Regions from separate parts of the Mus musculus genome. Here region 1 is linked to region 2. A link is a loop called in an ENCODE intact Hi-C map of the cell type or tissue named here. Cell type or tissue: heart. All regions are shown on one strand. Each heading gives the region's core, and the rest is flanking DNA. Links, peaks and the distances in the headings are about the cores only. Region 1 has its middle 110 kb from the start of Gm30392. Region 2 has its middle 27 kb from the start of Gm30275.

What was found. Hi-C counts contacts between places; a loop is a spot of excess contacts. Peaks named below come from ENCODE experiments on the same cell type or tissue, not always from the same donor. Only the 100,000 strongest peaks of a DNase experiment are listed, where the experiment ranks them.
Region 1: it touches region 2 in a loop (13-fold over the local background); 14 of 42 quality-filtered maps call a loop at or near these places.

Annotation. Positions count from the first base shown.
Region 1 is chr14:53,876,404-53,886,127 of GRCm38, reverse strand. It overlaps Tcra, Trav21-dv12 and Trdv1. Among named protein-coding and RNA genes, the nearest start is that of Gm30392, 110 kb to the left of the region's middle. In heart, for the core only: a CTCF peak has its summit at 4,673 (motif pointing left); no DNase peak of the experiment used is centred there.
Region 2 is chr14:54,147,860-54,157,583 of GRCm38, reverse strand. It overlaps Tcra, Tcrd, Trdv5, the pseudogene Traj61, the pseudogene Traj60 and Traj59, and 1 more gene. Among named protein-coding and RNA genes, the nearest start is that of Gm30275, 27 kb to the right of the region's middle. In heart, for the core only: a CTCF peak has its summit at 4,539 (motif pointing right); a DNase peak (open chromatin) is centred at 4,523; H3K27ac peaks cover 643 bases.

The DNA.
Region 1 (9,724 bases), core at 1,207-9,206, 270 kb after region 2:
GGTTCCAGAATAATCTGAAGCCAGATATGGTGGCGCCTCCAGCTCTGCTCTTCATTCTTGAGGTTGCTCTCTGCTTCTGTGCATACATAGGAATTTTAGGATTATTTTTCCTACTCGTGTGAAGAACATTTTTGGAATTTTGTGGAAGATTGTATTGAACACATAAATTACGTGGCCATCCCATAACATTAATCCTGCAAAGGCTGACTATACACTGTATTTTTCAATCTATTGAACATGAACTTCAGGACCACGAAGCCGTTCCAGTTGTGCCAAGATCCTTTTTTTTTCTTTTAATTTTATTTATTCTTCAGAATTTCATATATGTTTACAATAAGATATGATTATATATACCTCCAGATCTCCCCTCCAGATCCCCCATTTTATCCTATTATACCATCTCCCAACTTACTCTACTCTGATATTTATTTGAATATAATAATGTGACATTTTCAATTTGTTTTCTTTCATCCTCATCTCATATTTTGTTTCATATGTTTTACTATTTTTTTCATTCCTCTTTATGTCGGTCAACTTCTGCCTGGGATATTTTTCAATCTATCTTTGGAGCTGTTTTTAGTGTAGATATGGTGGTGATAAATCTTTAGACTTTCTCCTTAAACATCATTGTTTCTTTTAATAGTTCTTATCTATAGCAGACTCCCAATCATTGTACATATTTGTACAGCACAATGCAGATTTATTTTTCTTCTGATTACCCACTGGCTCCATTTGCCCAGATCCAAATTCCCACAAAGAATTGCTCCCAAGGATGTCAAGTTGGTGACTGCTCATGGCACACTAAGAACAGCTGTTCTGGGTTCGTGCCTCTTATGGAAATTTATGCTGCTCTGAGTGAAAGCAGTGCCCCGTGGCTCAGCCTTGTTCAGTTTGTCAGATCAGATGAGGCAGAATTGCAGAATGCTTTTCTCCAACAGAGGGCTGTTGATGGAAAGGGTGACATGAAGACCAGAACACATGCCATGCCATGTGTCTCCTTATCACCTGCTGACAATGTCATGGACTTAACAATGCCTTCCTCTTGATGTCAGTAGCTTACTAACCTTTTGGGACATTGCATGCTTATCTTTAAATACCCATGACTCCTCTTTGTGTTTGCAATCTTTATTGTTTCTAGCATTCTATTGCAGACAGTATTTCCCAATTAGAAAAATGAAGCTTTAGGAAGAAATGCAAATATGTACACTCTAGATGTGTATTTGCACATGCGTACAACATGTGTGTGGATAAGTTCCACTTACACACTTTTCTTTCTTTTTTACTCTTTAATCTTTTTTTACAGTCCAGTAGTTATCCCCCTCCCAGTCTGCCCTAACTGTCCCTCATCCCATATCTCCCTCCCCATCTCCAGGAGGATGTCCCCACCCTCCCCCAACCAGACCTCCCCACTCCCTGGGGCTTCAAGTTTCTCCAGAGTTAGGTGTGTCTTCTCTCACTGGGGCTAGACCAGGCAGTCCTCTGCTGTATATGTATGAGGGAGGGGGCTCATATCAGCTGGTGTATGCTGTCTGGTTGGTGGCTCAGTGTCTGGGAGATCTCAGGGTCCAGGTTAGTTGAGACTGTTGGTTTTTTTATGGGATTGTCCTTCTCCTCAGCTTCTTCCAGCTTTTCCCTAATTCCACCACAGGGGCCCCCATCTTCTGTTCATTAGTTGGGTGTGCATCTGTGTATGATGAATGTGTATGTGTGCATGTGTTTATCTATATGTTTCATGCATGAGTATGTATGTGATGTGTACATGCTATGCATTTGTGTATGATGAGTATGTGTGTGACGTGTGCATGCTGTGCAGCTGTGTATGATGAGTGTGTATGTGTGCATGTGTATGAGTTTATGCATGATGCATGAGTATGTGCGTGTGTGTGTGTGTGTGATGTCTGTATTCTGTGTATGTGTACATGTGTATATCTGCATGTATTATGCATGAGTATATGAGTTTGTATATTGTGCAGCTGTGCTTGCTGGGTGTGTGCTGGAATAAGGCTGTCTGTTTATTTAGGTGTTCAGGTTCCTGAGTGTGAGTGAAGGCAGGAGATCACTATCAGGTAGCATTCTTCAGGAGCCGTACACTGGATTTTTGGAGTCAGGGTCTCTCACTGGAACCTAAGGCTATCTTGTTAGGCTGAGCTGGCTCACCAGAAAGCCTCAGATAGTATCCAGTCTCTGTCTCCTTGACTTTTTACCAAGGTGCTAATGGTCCAATCCTCATGTATGTGGGGACAGCACTTTAACCAAATGAGTCATCTCCTCAGCAATAATAGTACTTTTAAAAAAATCTAAACAGAAAATATTCAAGCTGAAGTTGTACCTAAGTGGTAGAGCATTTGCTCAGCACACACAAACCCAAACCAGACTAGTAAACATTATTACCCAAACAAACAAAAATCAAAGTAAACACTATACATAGAATATATGTTAATATGTAATAGAATATATGTTAAATGTTGGCCTTAGCCAACATAAAAAAGATGATTTCCATTTTATGCATAACTTTCCTTGAAGCCACATCACTAGGCAATTTCTGAGAGCAGGAACGTTCCATTTCCTTCTCTGAATTTGAAGAACAGAGAATCTCACAGTTAGATTGGAACCATGTTGATCCGTTTAGGAAAATATTATCTAGAGAGTTTTGACCAATTTGAGATTACCGTTTAATTAATGGTGGAGATATTATTTTTAGGAACTTCCTGCCTCTGCTGCCATCAGAGAACATCAGTCATTGCTCTGTGCTGCCCGATAGTGGTCACAAGGTGATGGAGAAGGTCAACAGGCAGAGGCGCAGTGGCATGATTCCAGATGTGTGTGCTTTGATGCCTTGGAGCTGCCCAATGTCTTCAAGGACAAGTGGGTGGGATGCACATTTACACCATGGGTAAACAGGTACTGGCACCTTAAGCAAAGCAGCTGCCAAGGACTGTCCTGTCCCTTGTCCCCTCCCTTAATAAAGCTTTGTATACAAAAAAAAAAAAAAAGAAAAAGAAGAAAAAATGAAAATATTCTAACTATTAAATGTGAGTAATGTGTTGGTTGCTTAACATATGTAATACACATAAGCAAAACAGTATGATTGTATCCGTTTTATAAGGGGAAGATGAAACCTTAGAAATGTATAGTGTTTGGTTGGCCCTTACATAGTCCCTAACAAACAGGTCTGCTTCCTTCCTTGCTTGAGCATTTTAGCATCTCCAACAGGTATAAAACCTCTTTGTCTCTAGCCTGTGTTCTTTGCTTGGCTTAGGTGTTCAGTCAGTGCTTTGACACAGGCTCACTAGTCTAACAGGTGTGGAGGGAGTAGGTGAAGGAAGCTGTTGGTCTTTTTATATTGAAGCAAAGTGCGAAGGAGGTCTTCCAGTTGCAGGTGCGCAGGGAGATACAGAGAATGGAATGTGAATGAGACTAAGGGGCCAGGCTAAGGCTGGATAGGTCACTGTTCATCTGCCTTTTGATCTGTTTGATTATTTCTGTATTTATGATGTGACTGTTGAAAGAACATGCTGCCTATAATGACTCTTCTGTCTAACAAGTGTCATGATATAGTCTTAACATGCTCCCAAACATGGGGAAGGGCTCAGACTTTCTTTCTGTTAGTGAGGAAGGTAAACAGCAGGAGGGCAGTGTGTTCTTCGGAACTAGGAGGCAAGGGATTTGTGCATATATTTAAATTATTGAAATTTGGACCGTTTGTATATTTGTAATGTAATGTTACTGGTGGAAAGTCCTTGTAATGCTGAAGGCACAGCCTCCCATTGCATCATGCCCATGCCTCTCCTATGGGATGAGACAGCTGTACCCTCCAGTCGCTAGTCCTGTCTCAGGAGGGCTGTGTCAGAGCAGCTGTGACCCAGCTGCAGGTTTGGAGACAGCCTGTGGCTGACTGTAGACCACTGTGCTTTCCCTCCACAGAGGTAAGTGCCTGAGTGGCTGGGCTGGGAGGCTTGGATCCACAGGGAACTTTGTTGCATTTTCTTATCCAGATTAGCGGTTATTTTGTCCTTACTTTTCTCATCTCCTCCTTTCTGTAATGTCACCAAGGAGACGAGGCTGCCATCATCCCCCTGCCTATACCAGAGTAAGGCATATAAAGATGTTGATAAATTGCAGCTCATGGTGACTTCATCTCCTTCTTGGATTGTCAGAGACTGAGGACTCTGATGCAACATTTGGGTGTTGACCCCTGTTCAAAAATGCAATGAAAAGAAAACACAAGAGGCAGTAATGAGATCTTACTGGCTGTAGTATAGAGATGGTGAATCCCCTACTCCATATTTCCCAAGTGATAGCATCATTATATCAACCCACATTATGGTCTTTTTTGGATATATGAACATACACACACACACACACACACACACAAATATATATATATACACACACATACAGAAGAGCCCCCCCCCGGGAGGTCATCCTCACCTCATTGTTTTTCCAAATGAAATATGTACTCACAGGCAGCCTGAAATGTCAATAGCCAAGCAAGCACTTGAAGGCGCATCCCCATCACTTGGCACTGGTGAGTGCAGCAGAGTCAGATTTCTCTAAACGTGCTTCCACTGGGGTGGCTACAGAGCTCAGAAAAGACTGCCTCAGCCAGAGATCTTATTGGCCTCCTACTGCTCACCACCACACGAATGTAATTCAGATCCCTTTTAAAACACTGCCACCTTTTGGCTAGACTGAAAAATGTTAAGTAATGAGGATTTTTGTATATTTAATTCATATGATACAAATCTTACATCCTAGCATCCTAAGTAAAGACAATATAATTAGAATGGATATAACAGGTGATATGAGGGAAATGGGGGATACTTTGTGTTAAATCTTTAAGTGGAGCTGGGGAAAAGGAGCTAGGGCAGGGCCAAGAGTAGGGGTGGGTTAGCAAAACTTAGGGTGTGTGAATAGTCTTATGGACTTATGGAAATTTACTGTTTGTAAGCTAATATGTATGTATGTAACATAGAAAGTGAGTTTGGCCAGTAGTTCTCTGCAGGGTTGGACAATGCTGCTCTCGGAAGACATGGGTAATTAAAATCTCAGCGCCAGGCATGAGATACTTTCCTATGAGTGATGGTCAGGGAAGCCCCGGAGGCGTCCAAAACAATGCCAGATGTTGCTGTTGCTCTTGGTTACCTACTATATCTAAAAGTTAAGACTCTATTTTGGAAAAATATTATCCACTTGTTGCAGAACATTGATTAGAAAACTCCCTGCTGGCTTGCTTTCCCATAGGAGAGATTTCATGTCTGGTACTATAAGCCTTATCAAAATCCCACAAAGTGTGGGGGGGAAATCACAGGCCCGAGGTGGAGGTGGGTGGGTGGAGGTGGGCAGAGTTACTGGTGTTATTTCACTAAATGGTCATGCTGTCAAACTCTGTCCTTTTTTACTTGTGTTTATAGGTTTATTCTGCTCTTAACCTTGGTCAAAGAAGTTTCTTTTTAGGTGAGTGGTGGCTAGTACCGACACACATAACTCCTCAAAGTGCTGAGAATAAATGAGTGGGTCATCTATGTCAATCTCCCATCATTCCAAGCTCGGGGAACATGGTGGAAAGAGTGTAGGAGCTAGAGGCTGTGACAAATACTGCTGAATGCTGTCTTCTAAACATGACATGGCCGCCGCCCCATGTATCGACTCACAGCTCTGGCTGCCTGTGTAAGGGCTGCTTTTGTGTGACAGACTTTTCTTGGGCATGGTGCATAATGTGGATATACCTATTGATTTCAGAAAGTGAACCTAAATAATGATTTTGGGCAGAACAATGATTTTTGTCAAGCTCCAACTTGGTGACCCAATGTGCTTTTAATGGGGTTACTGGCAGGAATGTTGTATTCCTCCTTGTGAGGCAGGTTCTACTTAGTAGTCTCTTATGGGACAATTCAACTTATGCACATGGCCTGTGTGCGCATGCACACAGACATAGCACCTGTCTGCCGAGGCTACTGTTGGGAATAGGCCTCACATGACTGGACAGCATGTTAGGCTATTAGCATATCTTACAGGAGTCCCAGAGGTCTTCTATGTTTTCTAACCTATGTTGGTTCATCTGTGACCAGATTTTACATGAACCCAGTGAACAACCTCCAGTGACACCGAGGACTGCTGACCTTCGTTAAGGGAATCTGCTTTGATTACCAGGAGGACTTAGTTGGCTGTGGCTGACTCATGGAAAACTATCAGGCATATTCCGCATGCAATAGACTTTCTTACACTTTCCTGCTGTTTGAACCATGTTCCCATAAAAACAAGGTCCTGGTTACCATCCCATGAAGAGTGGGACTGAGGAGGTGAGTCTCAAGGAGTACTCTGAAGGTCTGCTGTCGACCACTCCAGGTGAATGCAAGTCGGTTTGAGATCCCAGCCACAAGAGGATACTAAAGTAAACCCTCAATAAGATTCAATACAGCTGGAAACAATTTTATCACATGTGTCAGTCATTTTCTTAAAGGTTCAATATTTGGTACATGAGTATGGATGGGAGGTATCACCTTAGCTGGCCTTCCATAATCCAAGTCAGTTTCCATAAGCAGCCCTGCCTTCTTATCCTAGGATGTGTTCATGGGAGCACTGTGCATCTCCCCACCCTAATGGGTTTATGTATCTGGCTCAATCTGACCTGACCCAGGTCCAAGGGATGTCTTACACTTGACACTTGATTTGGCTACTTGGGTCTGACAGGTTGGTTCTGGGTTGAAGCTACTGTTATTATGTCTTTCTCAACCACACTTGAGTGATGAGACAGCTCTGGGTCTGGCAGGTTCTGAGCAGGCACTGTAGCTGTAACCACCGTCATTTTCCCCCAACCCCCACCATATTTTGATGTCGTGTGAGCCCCTGGTCTTGCAGGCTCTGAATGGGCACTACAGCTATAGCTGTCTGTGTTCTGTCCCTCTCTTCTGTGGGAGCTCTAGGTGGATGAACAATTTCCACCCTTACCTGACTTTGCTGTGGGAGAGTAATGTATGCAGCTTGAACTGCGGGCATGACTGTCCACCCTGGGGACAGACTTAGTCTTTCTTTTTTCAACTATGTTATCATTAATGTCTTGTGAACCCTTGCTCTGACCTTAAAGTCTTCCAGAAGCTCATCAGCATATCATTTGGCTTTCTGTAGTTTGTTTTTCCTTAGGAGCCCTGGCTTGCCACTTATCTTGTCACATTTGTCTTCAAGTGATCCAGGTGGAACTCTTTCCTGGCTTTGAACTTTTAAAAGTCTTCTCTAGAAGGTTTTATTATCACTGTACAAACTTGATTTGCATGCTTATCTACGTAGCTCAGATCTGTCACAACCACTCCTACGTCATAAAGATCACATCCTACAATGGGACTCAACAAAGCCACAAAAGCTGCATCCGTGTATTAAAGTCCCCACTGAATGAAGTCTGCGAACAGAGTCCTATCTGGTCCAGTGATCTAGGGATCAAATACAGCTTCTCTTATTTCCAGCTTCATCAGCAATGCCTGTGTTTATGGTATTGTTTCATATTTCTGGATATTTATGGGGACCTCCGATGGAGATACTAAGTGCTTCTAAAGGCCCTGACAACATAGTCCATCAGGTTATTTATCTCACATTGTTCCAGGTTACATAGCCTTTGCTGTGGAGGAGAGATGCCTCCACAGCAGTCAGACCACATCCTCTCCCATGCCACAGCCTCATGGGCCAGGCTGTGGCAGGATCTGTCACTGCTTGTTAAAAAGTTTTCTCCAGTTTGAGCAGTTTACATGCTGAGTACCTCCTGATTATAGCAGTTTCTCTCACCATATCTATCTTATCTTATAGCAGTTATCTTGCACATAACTAGGGTTACGCCCTAGTCTGCATTTTGGATCACATAGTTCCCCTTCTCCTCCCCTTAAGGTTGAGCCAAGGAGTATCATCTACCATGTTCTCCACCTCATTACTCCCTGGACATCAGTAATAGCAATTATGTTGTCCATAAAACAGTCCTTTCTTTATCCTATACAATATATTCATTTTCCTTTATTCTCATTACACTGAACAGATCTTCTAGGACAATGCTAAGTACACGTGGTAAGAACAGAACTCTTTCATGTTCCAGAGACTGGTTTGAATGACTTCAGACTCAACTCAATAAGTCTGAATGGAACTGCAGATTTTATGAAGTTGTCTTATCAGGCTAAGAATGTTCATGTCTAATCTCAATTCATGAAAAAAAATTAAATATAAAATCAACACCAAATTTTATCAAACAATTCTTGTATGTATTGACATTATCTGATATTTTTCTTGTTAATAAAATGTTTTGTGTTGTTTTTCATATAGTAAACCATCCTTAACTCCTCGATTTTTCTCTGTAATACAAGAATACTTTTACCAAGTGTGGTGGTACATATCTGTATTCCTGAACTTAAGAGATTGAAGCAGGATTGTTAGTTTGAGGGTAGACTGAGCTACAAATATGTTCATCTACCTACCTACCTATCTATCCATTCATCCATCTATCTATCTAGAGTATGTGTGTGAAAAATTACAATTCTGTTTATTATATCTAAGAGAAAATATAAATATTAAAATCAAACAGGTGAAATCATCATTTATTCACACTATGAAGTCATTTTTGGATATCATAAAGAAATATGCATGTATGAGCACACCTCAAACAATTGTAAATGAAAATATAAAAGTTAGCAGCAGAAAATACGTGCTGCACTTCAGTTTCTGTCATTGCCAGACTTCAAACTGTCAAAATTGATTATGATGGGAGTTAAATAAGAAGAGACATTGAGATGAGCATCAGGTTTTACTTGAGTAATGATGAAAATAATTTTATTCTTTTATGTAATAATGAAGATATTTTGATGCAGATGGAAAGTGAAATAGCCATCTGTTGCTTCAAAAACTGATTATTTGAACTGCATGCCACAGGGAGTAACATGAAAAGCATATACTTTTCGTAAGAGAAAATGGAAGAAAACCAAGACTTATTTCTTCTTCAGGGATGTTAGATAGACAGAATGACAGGTTCCTTGTGCTTGGACACTTCCCTGGCTCCATAAGGATTTTCTCATAATTTTTACTTAAGTTTATACAGAAAGAAGCTTTTTGTTGTTGCTATTAAAGGAAAAAGTCTGAAGTTCTCATCTCTTCTTACTGCAGGTCTAGAAATTGTGGTATCTGTCACCGTGCAGATATGTCCATCCTTCCACTACTATTAGCTGTTTTTGCCCAGTCGCAGAATCTCTTTCTCCATCCCTTCTTGGTGCTTCACTGTTTTCTCAGATTCCTGCTGAGCTCATTGCTCACTGAGGTGCAGAGGCCTCTTGAAATGGATGCCTCTGCTTCCCCTCCCCCATCGGGCAGATTTTGCACAGGTGCAGCCCTGTCTGTCACAGTGTGCTACTCTCAGGATACAGTGGTACACAGCCGCGTCTCTCAGGCTGACATGAGGCAGGATCAAGGTGCTTGACTTTCTGTCAGAGGCAATAGCCAGGAAAGCCATACTATTGGTTGTATTTTGTTGTAGACCGTGAGTCACATATTCTGGACCCTGAAGAGGAACCTGTCGGTACCAATAGATGTACTCGTTTCCACTGATTGTGGCGTGGCTACAAGGCAAGTGCACCGTTTCTCCTTCAGTACTTTCCATTGAATCTGGTTGTGTAGTCTTAGCATCACCCGCAATACCTAAGGAGTTAAGAAACAACAGTCAAGCTTTGGACCCTCAGAGATCAGAGTGCCCAGGTGT
Region 2 (9,724 bases), core at 573-8,572:
CACAGAAGAGCTGCAGACAGTGTTATGGGATAGGAGGATGGTTTGTGTGGTTCTGTGGGAATTAGGACAGAGCTTTATCCACTTGCGGGTGGATCAGGTACTTTTAATTTTTTTTTAGCTTGACTGGACTTGAATTTTGGCAGACATAGAAGCAAGAAGCCACATGCCCATCAGTTGGTGTGAAAGAAAAAAAAATTCTCAAATCGCATTTAGAAAGATGGTTAGATAGCCTCACACTTACCTGGACTCACTGTGAGCTTTGCCCCCTTCCCAAATGACAGCTTAGACCCAGTGCCTTGCTGCACACTGCACTGAAGGGCTTTGCAAAAACTCGTGGCATCAACTGAACGAGCACAGCTTTGCAGAGCTCCCAAGGACTAGAAGTTTCCTCCACTGTGCGAGTTTCAGAATAGGAATAAGCGATACCATCCTTTTAGGTGTCCTGGGGTGCTGGGGCCGAGATCGTGTCCAGAGATGCGATTTTTACTTGTAGATGCTGGAAGGCTTTGCAAGCCAATTCTATCACACCATCCATGGTCCAAAGCCATCAAATCATGCAGTCTCACCTAACGTAAGTTCCTCTAGGTCAGCTGTGCAGGGAGTTCTGGTCAGTATCTGAAGGCCAGGCACGTGTTGCACATGTTTTTTTTTTTTTTTTTTTTTTTTTTTTTTTTTTTTTGCCTTTCCGGCTCCTGCAGGTAGCTGTCCCTTTCTTTTGTTGGCACGTTCAGTTGCTGCCCTGACTCAGTTATTCTCCCTGATTCCCTAGCTTCTCCCATTCCCAGCCATAACACAGTGGTCTTATCTCTTTTTGGAACCTGACATTTTATTTTGGCTAACATTTGCTTAAATGTATACAAGTAGCGGCCATGCAGCGGCTAGTGTTGTTTCCCTCCATTGGCTCCGGGCAGGTCAGAATTATGAGGCATCTTGGTTCTGCCCTGGACTTGGGTATCGGTCTCAGCTGTGTGACTTTGAGCAACTAACTTCACTATGTCTCTGAGTTTCACTGTCCTTATTTGCAAAATTAAAGCATTAGGAGATCATTAAGGACTTTCTAAGCTGTTGAGTTTTTCGTTTGCATTCCTGGATTTAATTTATTCAAAAAAAATGCCGTGCCTTTTTTACCCCCTGGCTCATCTAATTCTCCTCATCTCCTAAACAAAATCAAACAAAAAGTTAAAAAAAAAAAAAAAAAGGAAAAGTAGGTCTCTGCTTAGCATACTGGGAAATGGTGTTTCCAACCCTACCATCTGCCTGCGTGTTTGATCTTCTTAGAAGTCTGAAGTCAGAATTTTGGAACCAAATCCTTAGGGAGAGGTATATTTTCTGAAAGGAATCCAGATAATTCAAACCCAGCAAATAAACCGACACCTTTGGTTTAAACACAGGTCTTCCTCAGCTTCATACCCTCCAGTTGCAAAGGTAGCTTTATCTTCTCTTTTTAGTAGGATGGGCTGTCTGTCCTTGAATCCCAAACTGACCTCCCAGCTTCCGCCCATTGGATAGGGCAACTCATTGTGCCTGTGTGCTCCAAGGCTCCAGGCCCCAGGTGATGGACTGAGGTCTGCTGAGGCTCCTTGGAGCGAGGTTCAACAGGCTGAAGAGCTACTAAGCTCCTACCTAAAGTAGAGGTCCTTAGTGCTTCTTGCAGAGTGCTGGGTCCTGAGCCTTAGAGTGGGGCAGGGACACTTTTCCCTCACACTCCAGGTCAGTCTCCAGGGAGATGAAGCAGGAACGGGAGGCAGCATCTTGGACTGTCATTTGAGACTATCTCTCTTTACTAGTGCAGGCCTAGAGAAGGACAGACTTTGTCTCTGGTTTCACAAGGATTGGAGACTATTTCTGGAAACCTTGCTAGGCGATTCCTTGCCCATTCTGTTCTATAGATGATAAGAAGGCAACTCTTGGTGCCTCACTACTGACCCAGATCAGAGAAGGAGAGCTCTGGGGGCCATAAAGTAAATGAGGCAGGCCAGGCTTCCCTTTCTACTACACAAAGACACAGAGTACTTCCTTGGGTACCAGGAGCTCACTCAGAAATACCATTCTTCAGACACTTTCTCTCTATGGATTTAGCTTAGGAAAACATGCAACTGGGGAGATAACTCTTCCTACAAAGTGAGTGAACACACACTAGAGCCAGTCAGAAAGAACACTGTTAATTACCTGGTGTTGAAGGTTACCCATGTGATGCACATTTTTTCTTTCTGAAGCCACATCACTCAGGGCCACTGTTAACTATGTCCTAGGCTCACGACAAAGTCCACTACTGTTCGTTCACATCCCTGGTCCATTGACAAAAGCCTTTGCGTCTCTTGGGACATTGACAATGTCTTTTTAGAAATCGGCCTGGATGATTCGTGGGAAAATTGTAGGTTGTTAATAAGTATTTGTTAAGTTGAATTGTATTAAATATCCATATTTTGTTACTATTCCTGAAGGAACACTTCCATCTCCCTCCAGCAATTTTCAGGTAGAAAAAAAGTAATTCTGTCAGATGTTACTTGCTGAGTTTCATGAGTCTTCCAGTCATGGCTCCAAAAAAAAAAATGCCAATTTCCTATTAATTCTGTACCCACAGAAGTGAGCACCTTTACAAAAACCTGCCGTCAGCTTGGTTCAAAGGCAATGACTTTGCTCTTTCTTCACTCCAAAGAGATACTCCGTGTTCCTCAGAGAGGCCCATCTTCCCTGAGAAGGGACTGCCTTCCTTTCCTCTTTTGGAGGAGAAGTAGGGGGGAAGAAGAGTTCATTTTAGGATAAAGATGATAAATAAGATTTCAAAAATCTTATCACACCAGGCAGTTTTTTTTCCTTCCAAATTGATGGCTTTGCCAAAGGCTGTTTTCAGCACTCCTCTCTCTCCAGATGCAATAATAACTGGATTTCAAGTTGGCATCTGGACGTGGACCTCCAGGCTCCGATGAGTTGCACACATTAAACCAAGACATTCTGTTACCCTCCAATAGAGAAACATGCCTTCCTTTCTCTTCTTGCTGGGCAATGGGAGAATTCAAGCAGCATGCACTCGGTGCTATAAACTCTTAAAGTCTTGGGACAGGATCACTGTTCTATATAGTGGGACTCTGGAGTGAGAGCCCTGGATTGCCAAGTGCAAATTGCTCACTGGGAAGGTAAAGACAAATTTACTCAAGGTCATGTAAGTAGGTTTGAATCATAGCTAGGATTAGAATTCAGGGCTTTTGGGTCCTAGTACTGCCGTCTGCTTCTCCCTTCACGTGCCACAAGAGAACAGGACTTTTCCTGGGCACTCTCTCCCCACAGAAGCTATTGGCTGGCCCAGGGAATGATTCTCCCTCTTAAATAGTGAATATGGCACAGTGAAGAAGGACATGGCAAATGAGAGATAAAAAGCCTTCATTTATTTCCAATGCTGCAGGCAATAGCAATTGATAGCAAGGGAAATGGCCCGTGGGATACCCAGGGAAGCCAAGGAAAAGACAGAGATGGAAAAATTTGCCCTTTACCAAAAGGATAATCCAACAGAGAGTTGGCTCTGATTAGTCTCTCTGCAGGACTTAGAGGGAAGGACACCTCATGCACAGAAGGTAAATACATAATAGTGTGGTCCTGCTTCCTCCTCTCACTTTCATCGTGTGAATAGAAGAGCTCTCTTTCTCTCCGAGTGTAGACAGGACCCAAGAATGCTTCTTACCAGTGTGCTCCAGGGAGCCACTACCAATTGTCAGCTCTTCATAAGTGAGATGCAACCTGTTGGGGCTTGATTATCAGAAGGATAACTGTGAAATAGACCCCACAGATGGCTGAGAATTCTGACCTGCAGGAGTCAGTCACAGTCCCATCAAAAAAAGGTATCACCGACTTGGTTGAGCCAGGGCTGTTCTTCCCACAGGCTGCTCCAGAGATGGCATCCGTGACATAGTAGAATGTCCCATAGCCCTCAGAATGTTTTTTAAAAGCTTTATAGAGAGTAGCACTAGGGAAACATCATGGTAGAGTTCTTCATCCTTATTCTTGCCCAAATCCGCAAGGTCTTTCTTCAAAGCAGGAGCCTTTGCATTATCTCTGCCTGCAGATGTGCTGGTCCTTGTCTTTCGTTGGTGTACTTCTTCGTATCCATTAAGCCAGGTTGTCCCCAGGAATCTTGGAATGGAAGGTGCCACAGGAAGACAGGGATGTCAAAGCTCTTTTCTGGACACTTGGCCCACACACACACATTCCAAATGCTTCTGAGATTTCCATCTTAGACACATATCTGAGTATTCCACAAGATAGCTAGTGTCCTGTATTCATCATTTTGTAGGGAAAATATCCACTTCTCTGGGTCTCTTAGAGTACTATCTCTTATCCTTGAAGCCCGTCCTCTTTTACTGACTGGTGAATAGTGAGCTCATAGGACCAATACAGAAGCAGGTATCAGTCTCGGGGATGATGGGGAATGGAGACAGAGAACAGCTTTGAGATCAGCTGTGAAAAGAGAGTGTTTTCCTTCTTTGACCTATTTTTTTTTTTGAACTCCAGTATGACCTGTTTATGGAGATGGGCTAGTTAGAGCAGCAGGGGGCGCTGTGAGGTCAAAAAACAAAGCCACCCAGCTCAAAGGACACTGGAAGGAAGAACAAACATCTCTCCCCTGTTTTATTAACCACATTTGTTCTTTGGCCATTTCATACATATCTACAATGCGTTCTGATTTCCTTCACTTTGCCTTCTCTATCTTTCCCTTCCTCCAGCCATCCCCCTTCTGCCTTATCGGTCCCTTTCCCATGGTTATGACTTTGTGTTTAGTTTTGTGTTCCACTGAGTAAAGCCAGGGCAGGGCCATCTGTGTGACTATGGGTATGGAGCTATCCAATGAAGTCTGGTTATGATGAGTGCTGGGTACACATATGAAGATAACCGTACCCCAAATCCACCATTATCCAATAGTTCAGCAGAGGTAGGGCCCCAGGAGATCTGTCCTTATCCATGATTGGCAGGCTCAGTGCAGGCAACTGCAGCTGCTGACTTCCTGATTACAATGGCTGGGTCACAATCAGACAATAGTATTTTGCAGCCCTTCTCTCTGTCTTATGGTTCTTGCATCCTTCCTAACTATTTTAGTAACAGCGGTTATCAAGACTCAGACAGAAGGATAAAGGAGGTTTGTTTACCCCTCTTGATTGGTGGTTTAAAGCTAAGGAAAGTCAGGCCTGGTTTTTAGGTTGCTGATGATGCCTGAAAACTTCCAGTGACCTGAGAGCTGCTTGCTGCACACAGCAATGCCCTAGGGAGATGGTTAGAGCTCTTGAGAGCATTAAGTCAACAGTGGGCTACAAAATCTGGACAGAACTTTGGGCTCACTCAGTCAAATAAAAGTTACAACCTTTGGGAGGCCTAAGAACAGTGGGCATAAAGACCAGTTTTGCATGTTCCTCAGGCTATTTGGGTTTTTGGGGAGAAGATAGCTGGCTCAAATCTCTGGGGAGCGCAGTGCTCTATGACAATGTGTTTGCAGCACTGACAGCATAAAGAGAAGATGTTTTGGGCTAGTGAGATAACTCGGCATCTAAAGGCCCCTGCTACTCAGCCTGATGGCCAGAGTTTTATCCCCAGATCCACAAGGTAGAAGGAGACAATAGAATCCTTCAAGTTGTCTTCTGACCTCACATGTATGTTGTGGTTTGTGGACAACACATGCTAGTATGTTCAAACACACACACATACTCACATACACACAAACACATACTCACACGCATTTGAAAATGTGAAAAGATATTGTCTTTAGATTTTTTTTAAACCATTGATTGATAGAACAAGTCTTTAGCTAAATTTAGCAGCCATTTTTTCCTATTTAACTAGCATTCTCTCTGAATAGTTTTGAGAACAATGCCCTTAGGGCTATATTAATCTGTGTTTGATAAGTAGGCGCTGGAGGTGGTATAGTCCTGGCAGGGTGTCTTCAGAAGCCTCGCTGACTTACTGTGTGACCTTCTCAGAAGTGCCCTTTCTGAAGAATGCCTTTCAAGAAAAGTTAGAAGGACATTGGAGCTGAGAGATGTCACTTACACCACCGGCACAGTGTCCAGCACCTGACTGTACGTGTCTTGTGTGAGGGCCTGTGGAGCCCATGTCTGTGTTCTTGGGTGTGGTCAGATGTCCCTGAAGTTGGGCAATAGGAGGAGTAGTCAGCTATTCATCAAGAAGATGGTTTAGTCTAGGGCTGGGCTGGGGACCTGGATGCTCTGAAAATGACTTCTGTCAGCAGGGGCTGGGTGTGTGCAAGGATTCTTCCAAGTGGTAGCCCCTGAGAAGGTGAGCATCCTTTTTCCTCTGAATCTTCCTCTCCAACATCCAGGGCATCATCCTTATGGATGCTCACAATGGGTTGCTGGTCCAGGTGATATTTTTCTTGAGAACTCTGCATGCCCGTGGTTGCATGGAGATACAATTCAGGAAGTCAAGTGAAAGTTGAGTTCCAGATAAACAATGAATACTTCTTTTTAAAAAAATGTACAGTGATGTTCCAAATATAGCATGTTCCAGACATTTGAGGTAACCATTGGCTGTTCTCTTGTATTTTTGTTACTCCCCCCTCTCTTTCTTTCTGTCTCATTTTCCCCCTGGAGATGGAGCCCAGAGCCTCATGTATGCTAGGCAAGGGTCTTACTGATGAAACACCCTCTGCCGAGTCCCACTGGAGAACTCTTCAGTGAAGCAGTGTTCTTTTACTGCACATCTATTTACTGAAAGACAATGAACTGGGGGTTGGGATACATCAGGATCAGTGAAAAATTGAATGTTGTCATTAGTTTGTGTGCATGTGTGTGTGTGCATATGTGTTGAGATGGAAAAAAGTAATTTTTTTTTAACAAATCTGGTATCAAGCTGAGGGAAAATTTCAACACAGATGTAATCAAGGGTGGCAACGAGTAAGTAACTAATTGGAGTGGCTGGGGACACTGAGCGGAGCTGAGGTTGCTGAAGAACGAGGTAAGGGTTTTAGATAGCTAGAACAGGGAGGCAGATGGAGGACGACAAGAAAGGCTATTGCACCCATGGCAAATGGAGAGAGCAAGCAATAGTCCTAAGGCAGGGTAAGAGGCAAGAGTCAGAGCTTTGCTGGGTCTCAGAGACCCAGGCAAAGAGGAGCAGTTAGCATTATAAAGACCCAGAGAATGGATAGTCCAGGACAAAGGGTGAAGCAAAGGGACCAGTTAGGACTAAGTAGTGATCCCAGTAAGAGATGGCAATGTTTGCATGAGGGGGCAGCTGGGATGGGAAAAGCAGATGAACTTGTGTTTAGAAATGCCAACAAGCTGGGCCGTGGTGGCGCACGCCTTTAATCCCAGCACTTGGGAGGCAGAGGCAGGCAGATTTCTGAGTTCGAGGCCAGCCTGGTCTACAGAGTGAGTTCCAGGACAGCCAGGGCTATACAGAGAAACCCTGTCTCAGGAAAAAAAATGTAAACAGGTCTTACTGATGAAGCAGGTGTAGGGAAAAGGGAGGAGAGGAACCTTCGAAGATACTCGTGGGGATTGTAGTGAGTTAGTGTTTCTGAGTCCAGAGCAAGGCTTCCTAAATTTTTGGTGCATGTGAATGAGAGAGGATGGCTCAGGGGCTCCAGACACCCCAGGCGTAGGAGGCTTCTCATAACAGTAACCCAGCAAGCTTGTAGCTCACTCATTGCAGTTTACCTGCCCCCCAAGCTCTCTTTTGGGCAGGAACTTTACAGCTATAGCCAAGTGTAGGCTCTACCAAGAGACAGGGAACCCTGTCGGGCATTGCAGTGAACACTGCCAGGCTCAGCAAGCACCACCCCAAGCTTTAAAACCAAAGGCTTCTAGGGTCCTGCCTGCCCATTTTTCCATCCTTACACAGAGGGACTTACTAATTTATTTTCCATATTGAATACTATCTACTGATTCCATTTATTGAGCTCTACAAAGTCAGATACAAAGACACATGTCAGGCGCCCTGAGACAGGACTACTGGAAGTATAATTCTATGATCAGAGAATATAAGCATGGCAGGTAAGGTACTTTATACATTAGCCATCCAAAGCACGCCATTGTGGGGGCCCACAGTTTCCTTCCCCCATCCCCCTTCCCCAGCCCCCCTCTCACTCCTCCCCTCTACCCCGCCCCACCTCTACTTTTAAAAGAGTCGTTCATTTTCATTGTTAGAAGTATCAGTTCTAGATGGTTTGAAAACCAACATTTCTGTAAACCACAACAGTTCCTTGGTAGAGGTATTCACCCCCACAATTCCAGTTAATCCAGTCACATGACAGTCATGTGAGGGGCTGCCTGCCTCTCCTCCTTTCCCTCCTGTCCCCTCCCTAGACAAAGCAATAGGGATGGTTAAAGAGAGTCCAGCAGCCCTCCTCCACGCTGTGCCCCTGTACCGACTGGAAGGATGATTCTTGCCGCGACCCTTACCCTTCTGTTTGCCTGTAAGAGGCGTATTTCCCGCTTGCTGCACCCTGCTTCCCTCTCTCTGACCTTCGGAAGCTTGCTCTCTGTCTCTACACACTTAGGTTTCAGTCATTCTCTGCCCGTGACTTTCATTCCTATCGTCTGTTGAGTCCCTCTGAGCTGGTCAGTGTCTGGGATGCAGACGCTACTATGGCCTCCTTTCTTCTTCACAGACAAGGATGTGCTGTGCATCACGCTGACCCAGAGCTCCACTGACCAGACAGTGGCAAGCGGCACTGAAGTAACACTGCTCTGCACGTACAATGCGGATTCTCCAAACCCAGATTTATTTTGGTATCGCAAAAGGCCAGACAGATCCTTCCAGTTCATCCTTTATAGGGACGACACTAGTTCCCATGATGCAGATTTTGTTCAAGGTCGATTTTCTGTGAAGCACAGCAAGGCCAACAGAACCTTCCATCTGGTGATCTCTCCAGTGAGCCTTGAAGACAGCGCTACTTATTACTGTGCCTCGGGGTATCACTGTGGTGCAGGTGCCCAGGGAGCCTGTACCCAAACCCCTGGAGCACAGTTTAGGAGTGCCCTCCCCATCCCCCTTCCACAGAAAGTCACATGCCAGGTTGTCAGGCATCTGGCACTCCCAAGTGACTAGGAACGAAAGGCCTGGCCACAGCCAGGAAAGACTCTGGCTTCCAAGGAGCACAGCACCTCTCACTCTGGGTTCAATGGGCCTTTGTCAATGGAGTCACTTGTGGTTGGCTATGGAGAACTACAGCTTGAGGAACTACCATATCTCAAGTCCATGCTGTTCCCCGTGAGGATATCAGAATGGTGTGCCAAGGACACCATTGTCAGCGTTTTTATCTCTGTGGTTGCCCAGTCATTACTGTGTATTAGTAGGCTTTCTCGTTGAGACTCCAAGTGGACTCTTAAACCCACCCCTATCTTCTTCTTTCTGCATCTTGATGTGCTATGTCATGTGCCCTAGGCACTCTCCGATGCTTCTATTTTAGTTATTTTATTTGGACAGCATTTCTCCCTGAAGATCATTTTGTGGAAGAACAGCCTGGCCAATTGTCTAAGAACCAAGAACGCCATTTTCTAAGGTGTCAAGTGTGGAGTTCAATGGTGTCCTAAGAGAAAACCATTTTCTCTTGAAAAATATTGGCCATGTGATGTCGAAGCAGATGCCCCTTCAGGCTCTGAGTCTTGGGCTCACCTTTGTCTACTTCTGTTAACATCTGTATCCTAGATATACCATTAAAGTTATTAGATACAGACTCGGGGATGGGAGAGCCCAGATGTGAGGAACAGTCTCCTCA